Linked DNA regions of Homo sapiens: region 1 is linked to region 2. A link is a loop called in an ENCODE intact Hi-C map of the cell type or tissue named here. Cell type or tissue: heart right ventricle. All regions are shown on one strand. Each heading gives the region's core, and the rest is flanking DNA. Links, peaks and the distances in the headings are about the cores only. Region 1 has its middle 71 kb from the start of LINC01142. Region 2 has its middle 120 kb from the start of GORAB.

Evidence for each region. A loop is a pair of places that touch in the nucleus more often than their neighbours do. Peaks named below come from ENCODE experiments on the same cell type or tissue, not always from the same donor. Only the 100,000 strongest peaks of a DNase experiment are listed, where the experiment ranks them.
Region 1: a loop joins it to region 2, with 5 times the contacts of the local background. A loop is called at or near these places in 3 of 110 quality-filtered maps.

The regions. Positions count from the first base shown.
Region 1 is chr1:170,353,874-170,356,794 of GRCh38, forward strand. No RefSeq gene overlaps it. Among named protein-coding and RNA genes, the nearest start is that of LINC01142, 71 kb to the left of the region's middle. In heart right ventricle, for the core only: no CTCF peak of the experiment used is centred there; no DNase peak of the experiment used is centred there; H3K27ac peaks cover 1,872 bases.
Region 2 is chr1:170,413,730-170,416,650 of GRCh38, forward strand. No RefSeq gene overlaps it. Among named protein-coding and RNA genes, the nearest start is that of GORAB, 120 kb to the right of the region's middle. In heart right ventricle, for the core only: no CTCF peak of the experiment used is centred there; no DNase peak of the experiment used is centred there; H3K27ac peaks cover 2,500 bases.

The DNA of each region.
Region 1 (2,921 bases), core at 95-2,594, 60 kb before region 2:
TTGTCTTTCGATTTCTAAGGCACACAGTATAGATGTCAATTATAGGTAAAGCATATTTGCATTTCCTAAACCCTTGTTTCCTTCTCATTACAAACTATGTGTTTATGCCAGGTTGTTAGTGCCATACAGAATGCTTAGACTTTGACATTCCATACTTTAAAGTGTGAGCTATTGTATATTTCCCTAATATTTATATCTTACTGTTTTTTTTGAAACACAAATTCTCTGCCTTGATGCTTCATTTCTTCACTAGCACCTCCACACCCTTATCCTGAATCCAAGAACCACATCAGTTCAGGTCTTAATGACCGCAGTACCTACTATACATAAGTCTTTTCTCTAAAAATAACAAATCATCCAGAACTGATAGCTGCTCATGGAAAGTCCATTACTTTGTTACTTCTGGCAGGCGCATGTATTTTTCTTTGGCTGGCTAGCCTAGTGGTGTTTCCAGCAGCTCGGATAACTGGCAACCCTGCATAATTCCTTCTGTTAGGCCTGTCAAAGTCTTGTCTGACACAGGTAAACTGGACATGACTATACAAATCCAGAAGGGCATACAGTGCCACTCTGAACTGTCACACCCTGCCAGATAGTCTCCCTAGTGTATCAGTGACTGGTTAGAGCGTTCTGGGCCCAGCATAGTTCTTCTCCATGAGATAAGATTTCTGCAAGCAGGACTTTGCCCTCAAGGTTTACGTTTTATTTAAAACTTAAGGCTCCAAAAGCTTTGGGTCAAATTCCATTGCCATTTATTTTCCCTTGCCATTTCGGATTGGACTGTCCCCCAGGGTCCCTTTCTTGAGCCTTGGACCTATCACTCCCCAGTCGTGTTTCTGACCTTTTCACTCTTCAGCCCTAAGTGCGTTATTTTGATCCACATGCTGGCTTTCCCTTCCAGGGCAATTTTGAATAAACTTGTAAATAGAGATCCAAGTAACTTTTTCACTTTCATTTCATGGTATTAGTCACTTCTATAGTTCCAGAATCCCCTCCTTACCCTTGCATTGGACTGCCCTCAGAGGAGAAGTCACTGGCTTTCCCACATTCTTCTGAAGTTGATTGACCAAGCATGGGAAATCCAGAAATTTGCGCCATGAAATATTCCTACAGTTATGTGTTGTGTTCTCTCTAGTTTCTATCATGCTAAATGGCCCTTTAATACATCTTTGTTTTCTCCTAGACAAAAACTCTCTTAAAGAAGTAGTGCCTATAATTTTTACTCAGTACTGTGCTTCATGCATACAATAGACTCAACAAGTTATTTATTAAATTGAATTTAAAAATCAGCATCATAAACTCATTAGCTCTAATTTGAGTTTTTAACATAACCTGGTTCATTGATGGCTTTCTCTTTAAAGTTTCTATTTTAGAGAATTTGTATTTTTTCAAGCCTGAAAGCTTTAAAAATAGGAGGCTGAAGAATTCTATTGTTAGCCAAAGTGATTGCTGTGTTTTAATTTCAAGGTAAAAATGTACATTGCTTCATCTGTAGCCTGAGTGTAGATTTTATGTTTGGCTCTTTCAGATAAATTTACCTTATAAAAGGTCACCTAAGATAGCAGAGAAAAGCTGCCATTCATCCTTACTAAAAATAAAACTCTAGGCTTAATGGAGCACAAGATGTCTCCCTTGCATGAAATGTAATGTAGCTAGGATAGAATTCTCTGTTGGGTTTTTCTCAGAAAATGACCTATTTTCCTTCTCTTTCTCTGAAGCATTGGGTATCTGCCAATTCATTCAGATTCTGCAGGCATCTGGTAAAGCTCTGACTTGATTGCCTTGGTCAGATTGGATAGAAGCAGACCCAGGTGTTGCTCTTCTAGGCATGGTTTCCATACTACCTTGAAGTTGATCTACTCTGTAAGTTCAATCACCTTGAAAATTACCCTCTAGTTTTCCATCAATCACATTGCCTCAGTTAGTCAGTTTTTTAGCTACTTGGATTTTGCGTGAAATATTTATTAAATTAAATTACACCAATGGACTCTGAGATTCACAAATATGTTGTAGATACACTTATAGTTACTCATCTGACCGAATTTTTTCCTGAGGAAAAAAAAAATAGTCAAAGGACTACCTTCTATGAGTGGTCTTCTAGACTGCAAAAATCCAGATCTTGTCAGGATTCCATAATTTAATTAACAGAGTTCTGACTGACTTTGATTTGGGGTGAAGAGCCTTAAAGAGTAGTATTAGTCCTTGGTTGCCAAAATGTCAAGTGTAACTTCAGCATCTTTTTATTGTTAAGACTAAGCATAAACAGAGGTATTTTTGGAGTTAATCACATTTCAAACCATGTAGAGTTTTCAAGTCTGTGTTTGTATATACCATGGCAATACTTTGAAGGAATTCTTGACCATACCAATTATTATTGAAAGTTTCTACATGGGTAAGTGGACTGCCTCAGGTAGACCAAAGATTTATTTGAACCATTTTGTTTATTCACAAGAGAAAGGTTTCAAGTTTTCATATGTTTTATCTGTGAACAACTTTCAAATGTGTAAAATGGCCTGTGAACATGTCCAAAGTAACACCCTTCGACTCAAAAACTCCCAAAAATGTGAGAATTCACTGATGGTAACAAAGCCCAATAAGGAGTTTTAAAGTAAGCAAAGGGGCATAAAATTATGAAATCTTACCAATAGCTTACAAGCAGAAGTGTGGTTACCTAAATACCATCCATTTACACACACTCCTCATAGAAATTCCTGCAGGCTCTTGAAAAGGAAAAGAACAACTTTCATGCTGTAGAAACACAAGAGATGGAGGCAGTAGTAATGCTATAGGACATCAGGTGGAGGTCTAACAGGTGTACAAGCCTCAAAACTTCCTTGAAACAGAAGGCTTTCAGAAAAATAGAAACCTATGCAGTTTCTTTCTACCTCTACTGGCTCATATTGGATTGATTCTCACTTTCA
Region 2 (2,921 bases), core at 184-2,683:
ACTGCAATGAAAACTAATTAAGTAACATGTATTGATAAGCAATAATTTAACAAAATAGTAAGCAGGAAAAGCAAGTCACAAAAAGCTATATATATATATATATGGTGCCATGTTTTTAAACCTCAACAAAAGCAAAACTAAACATCTCTTAGGGGCATATGCATAAATAGTAAAATTATAAAGAAAAGCAATGGAATAATAAATATTTGGAAGGGAGGCAGGTGCAATCAGGAGGAGCCTATAATGGCTTCAACAACATCAACAGTATTCTATTTCTTAAACTTGATGGTGTACACACAAGTGTTTGTATTATCATTTGTTAAAACTACACACATGCATATATGCAAGAGTTACAGGGATGAAGTTGATTGATGTATTATTTTGTGTGTATTTATTTCAAACGTAATAAATATAGAAAGTAAGAGAGAAGATAAAAGTGTCAAGAATTTAGGATGTATTAATAGAAAGAAGATGTTAAGCTCAGGAGAACTTAGCAGGGCACTTTGCACCAGGACCTGGATAGACAAAAACATGCCAATCAATGACTAAGGGCAGTAAAGAGGTGACAATGAGCATCAAGGTTATTTAGTCCTCTCGGAGAGCAATTTTGAACTGAAGCCAAAAAGGTGTTGAGTAAGGAGCTAAGACAGAAGTATCTAAAGAGAGGCTGAATTTGGCCGGGTGCAGTGGCTCACTCACGCCTGTAATCCCAGCACTTTGGGAGGCCAAGGTGGGCAGATCACAAGGTCAGGAGTTTGAGACCAGCCTGGCCAACATGGTGAAACCCCATCTCTAATAAAAATAAAAATTAAAAAATTAGCTGGGCATAGTGGTGTGCGCTTGTAATCCTAGCTACTCAGGAGGCTGAGGCAGGAGAATCGCTTGAACCCGGGAGGCGGAAGTTGCAGTGAGCCGAGATTGTGCCACTGCACTCCAGCGTGGGCGACAGAGCGAGACTCCATCTCAAAAAAAAAAAAAAAGAGGCTGAACTTAAACTGGAGGTATGGTGAATGGGCAAGAATGACAGTGAGGGTGAAATAAACAAAGTCTTAATTTCAAGAGAAATTGGCATCATCAACAGGAATTTGGGAATTCGGGAACTCTTTCCTGTGGGAAAGCTGCATCAGAACACTGTTGCCTTTTAAGAATCCACTACAAACATTTCTATTCATAAGGGATCAAATTTTATGTTTATGTGGACCTGGAGTGTATAAAACACATTCTCAAGATGGTCTTTTATAGAAATGAAGTAAATAGACTAAATAGTGATATGTGAGTTTTCTCCTCCAGAAGTAGTAAAATAATCTTTCTATAAGGTTTTAGAGGACAGCACAAAAACACTTATTAGACGACCAAAGAGGGAAAATGAGTAAATCACAATCAGAATACTTTCATTCAATGTTTATTTTCAGACAACTATGTGAGTGAGTTTGAAGCTTGGCCCAGATGCTGAATAGACTCATGACCTTGGCAAAGTCACAGCATTTCTCTGTGCTCCAATTTTCTCAACTGCAAAATACAGAGTTAGGCCTTTGCTTTCTTCAGTATTTTCTAGTTCTAACACTTCACAATGCTAAGATTCATAAATTTAATAATTCAATTCCAATTGTGGTTTCCCTATTCATACAGAGAAGCTAAAAGAGAAAGATGCCCAAAAAAACTTTTACTTCCCCAAATTTCCCGTCTTTCAGTTTGGCTTAAAGAGACCTCCTCTCTATAGAAGAAGCATGTGCTGGCAGCCCAAAGGGCGATCATCTGCTAGCCTTTAAGTCCTGTCCACCTCTACAACATCACTGGAAACTGGGTACTTTATTCCTAAAAAACATTTTTGGGACTGGTGCACTGCTGGCTCAGCCTACAGCAACTCTCCATCTAGAAAGTGCCCTTCCAAGTTAGCAATAGAGGGCTCTTTGGTTTCAGTAAAGAATGCTTGAAGCTGAGGGTGAGAGTAACATATTTTTTTTTCTCTTTTACCACATGAATTTTTGTTTTTATGGCCTTCAGAAATGAAGCAATTTTTAACTTAAAAGCAAATATTTTTACTGCTCTTAAAATGCTAGCATTTGAAAACCAATATATACTTGCTGGCAAATAACATGGGAAATAGACATGCAGAGCCTTAATAATGATTGAATACATAAAGTATTTTTCTTTTGTTTTTATGTGACAGCTGGATGAGTTTCAACTTCCTGCTCACAGCACAGGCTCTGAGCTTCTAAATCTGGGGGTTTTCCTTTTCCTATCCCCCGCCCCTCCCCATCTCCCCATCCCCTTCTTGCCTCCTCCTTCCTTTTTGGGAAAACACAAATGTTTTTGATTACATAATAGCTGCAAACTTTATATCTCCCACTTCAGTTGTTACACATCATAAACAGGGGAGTGAACTTCAGACTCCATTAAGACAAAGGTTGGTCTGGATTGTTGGGAGGCCTTTTATGTTGGTATGGTGCGGGGAAAACGTTTCTTTAGAAAAAGGAAATATAATAGGCCTGGCTAGAGACTGCACTGACTACTAACCACTAACCACTCAGCCTAGAGAATGACAAAAACCTCAATTATGGTCAAGGCAAAAGTGAAGCCCGGAGTTCAGAACCAATACAGCTCCTGCAGGATTCACTTAACCTAATGGGAACTTAATATGTGGGAACCAATAAACATCAAAATGTTAAGCAAGGATAGAAAGAACCTGCATAAAAACACTGAGCATTGTGCACACCATATTGATTCGAATTCTCTCTTCTTTAATCTGGAATTTTCTTTTACATTTTCATTTACAAATAAGCTTCTGTTATTGCCATAGTGCCCAAGTAAACAATTTGGAACCTGAAAGGGCAAGACAGCACTTCTCATTCAGCCATCTACAAGTATTTATTGAGCACCTACTAGGTACCAGGCACTGTTCTAAATTCTTTTGCTACTTC